2 separate regions of the Mus musculus genome follow, and region 2 is linked to region 1. Evidence: chromatin loops called from intact Hi-C (ENCODE). Cell type or tissue: left cerebral cortex. All regions are shown on one strand. Each heading gives the region's core, and the rest is flanking DNA. Links, peaks and the distances in the headings are about the cores only.

Region 1 (6,092 bases), core at 464-5,463:
GGGAGAATGAGAAGCTTAAAATACTTGAGATCATGTGACCAATTTTGGGTTTTGCAAAAACTCATTTGTGGAAATAAAACTTCCCAGGCGATTGCTGAGCGTTGGGTAGTTATCAGGTCTCTAGATGCAATGGTAACCTGGTCTCCCTGTCCAATGGAGGCTGTGTATAACTGAAGCACAGGCGGTGACTGAGAAGACTGTGAGAGGTTATAGTTGTAATGTTTCCTCACCGAAGCCCAGTTCATCTTTCCAGATGTGGAAGAGATGCTTGCTCCATGGCTTGCTTCATAAATGTTTAAGGACTTGTTGGAGAGGGCTTTGCTTTTCCAATATCTTTGGGTCTTACTAAACTTTCCTGTAAAGACAGAGAATTTTATTGACTTTGTTGTTTGCTCATTCATGCTTTTCTTCTTCTCTCCCCCTTCCTCAGACTGCTCAAGGTGGAGGCCACCGGACACTCCTCTATGGACACGCCATATTGCTACGCCATTCCTACAGTGGTATGGTGAGTAGACATCTTTATTTCATCTCTTGTATGGCTACGCTGATCCAGGGTCAGGTAGACTGTCTAGAATTTTGATGATATCACTTCAGCCATGATAATAATGAGTTTGACTAGATTTAGTTTTAATATCCTTGTGCACTGTTCAGTTTTCTCATTCATAAGATGAAGGTTAGATTCAGGCATAACAGGTATGTTACCTATTTTTAATGCCTTTGATAGATTTTTAACACCTGTAATATATTTGATAGACAAATTTTAAGAGGAGGCAATTATAAAAGCCAAGTGTTAACTATTTTCCATTTCTAATTCTGTTTTAAATTATTAATGTATAAATACATTTAAATATCCACCTCTAAGGGAATCTGACACGCTTTTGTTGCCTCCAAGGTTACTTTTGTTCATGTTTACACACATATACATAATATAAAAAATAAAAATAAATCACAAAATACCTTTCTGGAAAGTAAGATACTTTTCTAAGCTGAGATAAAATACTACCTGAGGGAATCCTTGAAGCCTCTTGTCTGTGACATTGAAAGTTCATGCTTGGCAGTCAAGATGCAGATTGAGCCTCCAAGTCAAGTTGATGTGACAGCTCTAAGGTCCTGACTTCCACCTGCAGTGGCTGATTGTCAAACCCATTCCTTTATCTCCCTTTGTATACACATGAACACCCAGTTATCCAGATGTGCTATATTCTATAAGAGAAGTGATTCTCAACTTATAGGTTACAAATCCTTTGGGGGTTGAATGACTCCTTCATAGGGATTACGAATGACCATCAGGAAACACAGATATTTACATTATGATTCCTAAGAGTAGAGAAATTACAGTTATGAAATAGCACGTAAATAGTTTTATGGTCTCCACAACATGAGGGACTGTATTAAAGGTCTCAGAGTTAGGACGGTTGAGAACCTCTGCATAGGAGGATTGGTGTAGTGTTGGTACGAATCATCCATATCTTCAGAGGGGCCCAGCCTCACTCGATTCCCTCCCTTGTTTCTGGAGTTCCTCTGATGGCTCCTCTTCTTGCTGGCAGAGGACATGCTTCACACAGATGCTCTGGTATTTTAAGCTCATGCCACATTCATCTTAGAGTTCTCATTCATATGTCACTTAGCAAGGTGTTTGAAGTTGGGGGATGGCTGGCATGAAAATGATGTAAAATTTAAATCTAAGAATATGTACACTTGAGGCAACCCAAGGATGAGTAGATGAGACAATGCAGTTTTGATAGTCAGAGTTCCCTGAGAGAAATGTGTACATGTATATTCATGCAGTGCTCATTTTAACAGGATGAAGAACTGCACTCCCAAGTATATTCTGGGTGTATTTTTAAAAATGAAAACAAAAGTAGAAGATAAAAATGAGTTGTTTTCAGGTTTCTTTTAGGGACACTTTCTAATCAGATCATGTACATTTTCATAGGGCCATGGATATCACATAAAGGGAGAGAGATACAAACATATCCCCAGTCACTTGTCTCCTTGTATTGATGAGGTCATGTTTTAGAGTTTTGTGAAGGGCAAAGTACTGTGTTTCATTCATGCTGTTGCTCTGAAGGCTTGCTGTGCAAGTGCTGCTATGCCTCAGGTGTTGGAAGCTCTCAACTTGTCACTGGAGCATCAAGAAATCTGAGAAAAATGCTAATTAGAGATAGATGATAACACTTTGCGTGCTCAACCAGACACTATGTGACTGTACACATTATAAAATCACTTAATTTCAGTTATCAAATAAATAGCAGGTTTTGATGTGATATGCATGCACACATGTGCACACATGTGCACATATATTCACACATTCATTATGCTTTGTTCTCATTCATCTCTCTCATTACTGCCCATTCTCTGCCCTGGCTGGTCTTTCTTCCAAATAGTCTCCTCTGCTACTTTCCTGTCACCTGGATTCTGTTATCCTATTATTTCCCCTCTCTCCTTCATTGATACTTCCTCTACCCTTCTGACAGCCCTGCTTCTACTTCATACCCTCCAATATCACCCACCACCTTAGTAAGAATGACTATCATCAAGAAAGAAAAAACAAAACATGACAGCAAATGCTTGTGAGGTTGTGGGGAGACAGAAACCTTTATGTGCTGATTATAGTACTGTAAACTTACACAGCACTGTGGAAATCAGTGCGGGAGCTCCTCCAAAAAGCTAAAAGCAGAACAAGTATATGGCTCAGGTAGACCATGTATGGGTCTATGCCTTTAAGATTCTAGTCCATAGATCACAGATGTCTTTGTTCATCCATGTTTAGTGCTGCGTTAACCACTATAGTCTCAGCAGGACTATCAACATCTTGTGGTGATGCCTGATCTTGTGTTTTTAGTATCTTTGCTGTCTCTCCACCTCCCGGTCTTCCACTGACAAACTGGCCTTCGATGTTGGCCTTCAAGAGGATACCACAGGTGAGTACCATGTACTGTAATGAAACGTGCTTTGGAAACAAGCTGCCTAGATATGGTCAGAGACATATAAGATGGTTGCTTTTATAACAGTCAGGAAAATGATTTTCTCTGGCATTTTTGGTAGATTGAGAGTGTGTTTTTCCTCCTGCTTGATTGCTCTTGGGTTATTGGTGAGATTTAAAACTTTGACTTCATGTCTTTTCTTCTTATGGATTGAGAGAGGAAAACCCCGGTACATACCAAATGATGGGCTGGTTGTGTGAAGCTTGCTGATGTTCACGGAATACTGTGTAAAGTATCCCTTCCTGGCTTTTAATCACTCATCTTAAAATATCTTCAGGTATAAGATAGTGGTGTGCTTAATGTTAGCACTCAAACTCAAAAGCAGAACATGAAATTCTTTGCTGCTCTGCCTCAGGGCTCTGCTGTGCCACGTGTCCAAACAGACAGACACTTCTCTAGTTTGGAAAGATCTAAATATACATCCCTTTGCAAATCCCAAATACAAAAGCAGAAAGGTTTTGCATATTCTTGTTCTTTGTCATCTGCATCTTCTCCGTTGACTCGCTGTGCCCCATTAGACCATTTTGTCTTTTATGACGAGCAGGAAAAGGCATGGCTTCTAGAATGAAGCTTTTGTAAAAGAGCTAGAGATGTTACTCAGTGGTAGGGCCCTTGCCTACCATATGAGGAGCCCCTGGGTTCAATCCTCAATATCACAAGAATAAAATAAAAAAGTATGACATCAAGTAGAAAAAGGTATGGGAAGACAGAATCCAAGTTTTACTGTGCAGTTCTTCCATGGTAGAGACTAGACGGTCCACCCACTGCTCACCCAATTTGATCCCTTTTAAAAATACATTGTCAGTGTAGATATAGCTCAGTGATAGAGTGCAGATATGTGCAAGGTCCTGGATTCTCTCCCTAACACCACAAGACAACCCACGTAACACACATGTAACACACATGCACGAAGTTTTGGGTTTTCGCTACTGATAACAGTTTTATGACCTGAAAAGTTCAGCAAGGAAGAGGAAAGGAACTGAAACCTTTTCCTATGCACACGAAGCTTGACCAGAGCAGGCTCCATCCTGATGGATGTCACGCAGACAACAAAGCAGCCCATGTGTAAGGTAGCAAAGCAGCCCGAGTGTAAGGTAGCAAAGCAGCCCACGTGTAAGGTAGCACAGCCCGAGTGTAAGGTAGCAAAGCAGCCCGAGTGTAAGGTAGCAAAGCAGCCCGAGTGTAAGGTAGCAAAGCAGCCCGGGTGTAAGGTAGCAAAGCAGCCCGGGTGTAAGGTAGCAAAGCAGCCCAGGTGTAAGGTAGCAAAGCAGCCCAAGTGTAAGGTAGCAAAGCAGCCCGCGTGTAAGGTAGCAAAGCAGCCCACGTGTAAGGTAGACGTTTACATTCTCTATAATCAGGCATCAAAAGTGGGTTTTCTTACAACTAAATGTTCACAAAATAACAATGATGAAAATGAAAAAAATATAATGAACCAAGTCAGCTTTCAATAATTTTTATCATCCTGGGCATAAAAAGATAAAAATAATATTCAGATATATACTTTATTTTCTATATTTTTCAGTTCTGTATTTTTCTAGTTTCTCAGTTTTTTAAAACTTAATATATTTTAGCAAACAGTTAAAACAAATCTTGCCGGGCATGGTGGCGCATGCCTTTAATCCCAGCACTTGGGAGGCAGAGACAGGCGGATTTCTGAGTTCGAGGCCAGCCTGGTCTACAAAGTGAGTTCCAGGACAGCCAGGGAAGGCTACAGAGAAACCCTGTCTCAAAAAAACCAAAAAACAAACAAACAAACAAACAAACAAAAAAAAACCCCAAAAAACCAAAAAAAAAAAAAAAATCTTAAGTTTGAAGACCGGAACACATGCTCTAGAACATTTATTTTATATACTGAGCTGATTTTGTGATAGAATAGCACAGCCATCAGCCTCCCATCTGAGCTCTCCCATCTGAGTCCTCCTATCTGAGCCCTCCTCCACACCCAGAGTCCACCCCTGTCTCCTTAGCCTTTATTCTACCCTGCTTCCTCCCCATGCTCTGCTTTTATTGTGAGTTACTGAAGCACCATGGCATTTGTCCTTGGTTTTCTGTTTGTCTTCATCGTAATTAAACTCACGAGGCAGATGATTTTTTTTTCTTTTGTGTGGATGACTTTTCAATTACTGAGGCAGTGACTGAGAAAGAGTGGTTACACTGTCAAAGTTTGGGAGAATGAATTGAAGATGTGAATGGAAGTGCAGAATTCTCCCTGGTGATGTGCGGTTGGGATGGCTCGAGTGAGAACAGCTTCGGCCCAGGTTCTGCACAGACAACAGGAGTTGCTAGGATGCATCTCAGATGATTCTACTCATCCGTATAAAATCAGTCGCTGAGAGCTGCAGTGTGGTGGCAGGACCTGGGAAAACCCCAAGGAACAAAAGGCACTCATGTTCTGGCGTCAGGGAGATAGCTCAGAAAAAGGAATACTTAGAAATAATAATAAAGGGCTAGCGAGATGGCTTAGTGAGATGTCTGATCCCCAGATCCCACCTGGTACAGGGAAAGCATTGACTCTTGCAAGCTGTCCTCTGATACAGTCACGCACACATGATATGGTTTGTTGTACATACACACAAGTGAGTAAAAATGAAAAAATGCTCAAAACAAGGAACAACAGTGGAGCTTGGTAGGGGAAGAGAACGATGATTGGAGATGAAGGGACCATCAGAACACAACTGGCATTGTTAGAGACCACCATGGGCTAGGGACTTCACAGGGACTGTGGATAGGCCGCCCTGGCTGCTTCTGGTTGGGGTGATGGGACTAAGGAAAGCAGATGTATGTGTGCTTTTTGATGCTGTTTGACTTACCTTAGATGGATTTGTTTTAATGTATATCAGCTCTTATAGTACAGCTCTCCGTACTAAGAGTCCAGATTAATAGGAACTAATGCATTATATAAGGAAATAAAGCAAAGCAGAAAAGACATGGTCATGAGGCTTTTAAGATAGCAATCCTTTGTGTCATTTGTTTGAATCAACAAAAGAACACGTGCACTGCAACTACCCCAATAGAAAACATCAATTTCTTTTGATGAAAATCACATAACTGCATATTAATTTTTTAATAAGATTGTTTAGGGAATGAAATCACTCTGGCTAACTG
Region 2 (6,092 bases), core at 397-5,396, 220 kb before region 1:
ATTTTTGCATCTCTGTCATGATGCAGACCCAAAGATTCAGGACATGTCACCTGAGGCCTGACTTGTGGTCATGTTTCTGTGGAACTCTTGGCACACTGTCCTAGGGTGGGTGCACATAGGAAATTTAGAGAACCTTGAGCAACTGAGAGAGAAGTTAATATTTTGAGTTTATACCACTGGTAAATGGTAAATAGTAAGTCTAATGAATAATCCTATACATGTTCTAATGTTTTGTTTGTTAAGGATGCCTAGAGTCTTGGCAAGCTAATGGTGAATTATGTTGTGCCATTCGGAACTAGGTAACTGTAGAAAAACTCTTTAATAGAGCGATGAAATTTGGGTTCTGGGGAGATAGCTCAGCAGGCAGAGGTGCGAAGCCTGATGATTTGAGTTCCATCCATAGGACCCATGTGGAGAAAGGAGAAAATCAACTGTGACAAGCTGTCCTCTGGCTTTCACATGTGTGTCGTGTGTCATATGCACCCATACAGTACATACACAATGCATACATACATAATGCACACATAATGCATACATGCAAGCATGCACACATACCATACCTCCATCCATACATGTATACATGCATGAATACATACCATACATACGTGGGGAAAAGGTACATTTGACTTGGCATAGTGAAGTATGCCTGTAACTTCAGCATTCAGGAAGCAGAGGCGGCAAGTTTGAGGGCTACATGGATCACATAGCAATATTTGGTTCCCTAAACCAAACCAACTAAAGCCCAACAACAACAACAAAGGGAAATATGGTTATCCCCCTTTCCTGGAGGATACAGAATTAATCATAAAGGTGATTACTCATTTTGGATGGAGTATGTTAGAAAGATAATTCTTTAAAAGTTCGCACTGTAACAGAGATCTAGTCCAGAGTTGCTATCTATTTAATACACAAAGTACTTTGGCTGAGCTTCCTTATTGGTTACCCAGTGCAGAGTGGTTAGCCCTGAAACCACACACACACACACACACACACACACACACACACACACACACACAGTGCAGAGTGGTTAGCCCTGAAACCATACACACACACACACACACACACACACACACAGTGCAAAGTGGTTAGCCCTGAAACCACTCACATAAAAACCAAAAATGGACTGAGCAGATTGTATTTATATGTATTTGTGAATACACACATGCATACATTTACATATCAATAATAAGAGAAAAAAGCTATGAACTTGAGAGTGGGGAACGTGGGTGAGGTTTGAGGGAAGGTAGCTGGGAAGGGCTGGAAAGAGGAAAGGGAGGAGAGAAAGTGATATAATTATATTTCAATTAAAACATATTAATAATAAAATATGAAAAGGAGTCTAGTGAACTAAATCAACATTAAGAAAACATGTTTCAGCAGTATGCATAAGGATGGAATATGTGCAATACGAACCTAGGGACAAAGAAACATTTTCATAAAAGCTGAAAAACACAAGGTTGTGGATATTCATAATAACTCAAAATAGCCTCCCCCGCTCTGTTTTGTAAATGGTAGCTTTGTGCCTATGAAAATGTCCACTTGCTAATTCTGTGTAACTCAAATCTAGAGTTAAAGACTCCAGGCATAAAGTTTATATGCACATTATATTTGTCTTTCTAAAATAAACATATTTATGATGAAAAGTTCTGAAATCCTTCTTACTTACAGGGTTGTTTTTCTAATTTACCTTTTGGATGGCTTAACTACAATCCTCTAGTTTCTTCCTCTAGTGACAGAAGAGTCTGCCAAGTTTTCAGGTAAGATGATGGGGGTACCCTTCTACAATACGGATATCCCACTATAAAATGAGAATATTTAAGGACAGATATTTATTTTTCTTGGAAATAGACAAAAACTTTAACTTTGTAAGGACGAAAATAGGAAAGGTGGAAACAAAATGTAACCCACCTGAAAATTTCTGGGCAGTTTTAATGATGTACCAGATGCTGTAACATGTGTAGCAGAGATAAGTTAACGCAAAATTATTTATTGTATAACTCCTGACTATGAGTAGGTTGGGCATGTGGGAACGTTGCTTTCTCTATAATTTTTTTTCAGTGATATAAATGAAAACACTTAGAACTGAGAAAACATGTGTTGGATTTCTTGTCCCAGTTGCTTCCGACATTTTATTTCTTAGTCATAGTTACATACTACTTTTAAAAACATTTATTTATTTATGTGTATGACGGCTGTGTGTGGAGGCTGAGGAGAACTTGGAGTTCTTTCTTCCCACCATGTGGGTCCCTGGAATTGAACTCATCTAGTCAGGATTGGTGGCAAGTGCCTTCACCAGCTGAGCCGGCTAGCTGGCTTACAGCAGCTGTTTTTAAAATGGAGATTTGATGGCTTATGATTACATGGAGCATTGTGAGATTTGGATCCGGCATTTGTGGAGGAATGTTTAACTTTGCTCTCTCACGGCAGATCGCGGATACCACGGTGTGAGTTTAGCGCATTCAGTGATCGGACTGGTCCTTAGCACACCATACTTTATTGTAATTTCTTGCGCAGGTGCATTATGAATTTGTGTGTCTTGTATCACAATGCATGGCAAGATGCCTACTTTGTCGTTGAATGCTGGGATTGTTGTGCTGTCGTTGAGTACTTTTTAATATATACTTATTTTATCTATGCATATGTGCCTAATAAATGTATGTGCACGAAGTACCTTCAGGTGCCCATGGAGGCCAGAGGGCACTGGGTCTCCTGGAACCAGAGTGACAGGTGGTTGTGAGCTGTCTCGCGTGGGTGCTAGGAACCGAGGCGCATCCTCTACAAGATCAGTGAGTGCTCTTCTTCAGCCTTCTCTCTCACCCCTGTTGCTGAATAATTTGTTAAAACTCCTCGACCATCCACACCAGGCCCCTTGTGGTGAGAACTTAATCTGTGATGAGTCTGGTGCATGCTGACTCAATAACTAAGAAAACCACCTCTATCTCGTATGGAGGGAGTCGAAGTGTAAATATCGATCACACGTAGAGGCTCCCCATTCTGTGCACCGGGGGAGAAGGAGAGTTCCCCGTGCAATCCAAAAGGCCTTAGAAATGGGTGGCAAGTACTGTAGCAGGGCTCAGCGGGAAGCTGAGCTCCTTGGACTTGAGGTCAGGAAGGGCACAGGTGCAGGGGATGGCTGAGCGCTCTGGCACGCGCCAGTTGATTCCCCAAGCAGCCAGTAAGCGGCACTGTGCCCCGGCGCTGGCGGCCGGAGGAGCGGGCTGCGGATTACCTGCAGCAGCCGGGGCTGGCAGCTCCTCCCCGCCCGCCCCCAGCCCGCCCCCGCCGCTGCACTAGCCCGGCTCCGCGGGCTCCGGGCACTCGCTGGCGGGAGCCGGGGCCGAGCGCGCCGGGCAGTGGGGCCTCCTCCCTGCGTCCTCACGCCGGGCTGCCCTCCTCCCGCACCGTGCGGCGCAGGGAGGCCCCGCGCCTCGGCCGCCCCCGCGTGCCCGCCTCCGCCGCGCTGCAGGGGGACCGACCGCTGGGCTCTCGGCACCAGCAGCGCGGCCCCCCGGGTGCCTCGGGCTCCTGGCTGTGGCCGCCGCAGGGGCAGCGACCCGAGTAGCAGCCGTTGGAGCCCCTAGAACATCCTGGTTAGCAGTGACTAGAGCGTCCAGAGAAGCCGCAGCAGCAGCTTCAGCAGTAGCAGCAGCAGCATAAGTGGCCGCGGTCGTGGGGCTCCGCCGGGCTCCGGAGCCGGCCGGGCCAGGAGCGCGGAGCCATGGCTGATGCGGGCGAAGGCGAGGATGAGATCCAGTTCCTGAGAACTGTAAGTGCCACGTCGCGGCGCGCATCTCCCAGGGGAAGGGGTGCCTGGGAGCCCCCCGCAGGGTCCCCGTAGAGTGACAACCGGCTGCGGGGCCGCCTCTGGTCCGCCAGAGGCGCCCCAGGGATGCTGGAGGGGTCTGCATCACCACATGTGTGCAGGTGTGCGGGTCTGCCCGGGGAAGGGCAGGACGCGTGTCTGTGCGCGCATGTGGAAAACCAAGAGGACTCAGTGCGGTGACAGCGTGGCGAGCCAGCGGGAGGCACCCGGGCGGGCGCTACCCAGCTGCGGGAGCTGAATTGGCCAGGGACCTCTTCGACCGACTCAGGCTAGGGTGCAGGGCTGCGTGTTCCGTGGGGCGCGCTTAGCGTGGCGGCTCTGGCTTTCGCCGTCCCTGGGGCTTCAGGGCTGAGTCTGCGCGCCGTCACGGAGTGAAGACATCGCAATCCGAGTACTTGGCGGTGTCGATCATATAGTGACTGGCCAGGGCTGAGAAGGCTGCCCCCAGGGTGCCCCCAAGTCGAGCAGATACCAATGCCATGGAGGCTTGCTCCGGTGGTCCCCACGGTTCCCGGCATGGTGCCATGCTGGTTTTCGTGACGACAGCTTGCAGAGCGCATTGGAACCGTGTGTGTGTGTGTGTGTGTGTGTGTGTGTGTGTGTGTGTGTGTGTGCATGTGTGTGTGTGTGTGAGTGTGCGTTCCTGTGTGTTGTGTGTGTGTGTGCACGGACCGCATGAAAGAATTTACAGAGGCTGAGCATCATGAACATGTGTCGTTCTTTAAACGCTGGCTTGTTGAATACCGAGTGCAGCCAAGTGAGTGCCTGCAAGCAAGTGATGTTTGTCTGTGTGTTTCTGTGTGTGTGTGTGTGTGTGTGTGTGTGTGTGTGTGTGTGTGTGTACAAGGGGAGGGTGGCTGCTCGGGATTTCCACATAGTGTGGTAGGCAGGGAAAGATCGGCCTCACTCTAATAAGATTCCAAGTGCCACTTGGCGCTGCTGCCTTCCTTCCTGATTGTTCTACACTGCAGATACTTCCTAGCCGCTTGCTCACCTCCAAACCTTTGAGCCTGCTCAAGCGCCAAAGAAGTGCAAGAAGCCCCTATCACATCAGTCTGCTTAGCCTTTTCTGCATCGTCTCAGTCTTTCCTTCCTTACCTCTCCTCTTTTCCCAAGACTATCCCCCTGACAGGATTCCTTTCCACCCAAGACGGCATTTTCTGCTGGGATTTCTTCCTGGCAGCCTTCACGTTCCACTTCCAGGTACAGTCCCTTCCAGATTCACAGAAAACACCACACAGATGGGGAAAATTTGAAATACTAACTAGAGGATAACTTTTAGGTTATTTGCATAAAACCTGAATGGTGTTATTAGGAGCCATTCCCCTGCACACTTTACTTTTTCCTAGTATTTGGGAGGTGGGTCGTTTGCATTGCAGAGAGGCCTGTGAGTGCAGATCAGTGTGGACCACAGGTCTGAGCTGAGCAAGGCTGTCCCCATACATAGACAGCATCCTCACTAAGACATAGCTTATGAAGGTATCCGAAGCCTTCTAGCCATATTGTTTATTACGTTTCTTAGTGGACAATTGTCTAAAAGTTCTGTTTTGTTTTCAACAAGTCAAGCTGTAGCCTCAAAAGCCACGGAATGCGTTTTTCAGGCAGATTACAGTTTTAGCTGCTGTGTGGCTTTAAAATTCAGTTTGTACCACACTCTACAGGGTTAAAATTAGCCAGGAAATTTTGGCTGGTTTTGTGAGTTCAAGGGCTCCCTGCAGGCTTAAATGCTAAGCCTAGCTTATGGAGGTGCTGTTATCAGAATGTTTAATGGGGACTGAGGTACTGTGCCTGCCTGTAGGGTTTTTTTTTTTTTTTTCTTTCCACATATAAAGTCATGTTAACTCAGTGCCACTTAGCAGCTGCCTGTCAGCCAGAGCGACACCTTTGATAAGTGGGGCTTGGGTAAGGTCTGGCAGTCCTAGGCTGAGATTCTTCTTTTAATAAAACATTGGTAGGTTGTTGTACTGATGATAAATGACCTTGAAGGAGTAGCATTGTGAAGAAGGGTGTGTGTGTGTGTGTGTGTGTGTGTGTGTGTGTGTGTGCCATTCATATCTGAAAGGAAGGCTTCTTTTTCTGAGCTTGTGATTCTAAAACGATAATTCTCAAGTCTTTCTCCAGCTCCCCCGTCTGCTGCCCTGGGTCCTTCCCATTTTATTCTTTAACCTGAGTATGTTGATGGTTCAGTGATATTAATGAGGTTAGCAAAGGCAAGCGTGCCATCGCTTTATTATCTTCACCCCTCCCCACCCCCGGGGACAATTTTTAA

The links. Peaks named below come from ENCODE experiments on the same cell type or tissue, not always from the same donor. Only the 100,000 strongest peaks of a DNase experiment are listed, where the experiment ranks them.
Region 2: it touches region 1 in a loop (2.5-fold over the local background); 2 of 42 quality-filtered maps call a loop at or near these places.

What each region holds. Positions count from the first base shown.
Region 1 is chr13:11,879,877-11,885,968 of GRCm38, reverse strand. It overlaps Ryr2 (ryanodine receptor 2, cardiac), which reads left to right. Exons shown (of 105, transcript NM_023868.2): 6 at 431-505; 7 at 2,846-2,924. Among named protein-coding and RNA genes, the nearest start is that of Ryr2, 220 kb to the left of the region's middle. In left cerebral cortex, for the core only: no CTCF peak of the experiment used is centred there; DNase peaks (open chromatin) are centred at 1,613, 2,031 and 3,357; H3K27ac peaks cover 193 bases.
Region 2 is chr13:12,104,073-12,110,164 of GRCm38, reverse strand. Ryr2 (ryanodine receptor 2, cardiac) reads left to right here and starts at 3,220. Exons shown (of 105, transcript NM_023868.2): 1 at 3,220-3,766. The coding sequence starts at 3,719. In left cerebral cortex, for the core only: CTCF peaks have their summits at 3,159 and 3,852; DNase peaks (open chromatin) are centred at 3,231, 3,674, 4,031, 4,670 and 1 more place; H3K4me3 peaks cover 2,800 bases; H3K27ac peaks cover 2,300 bases.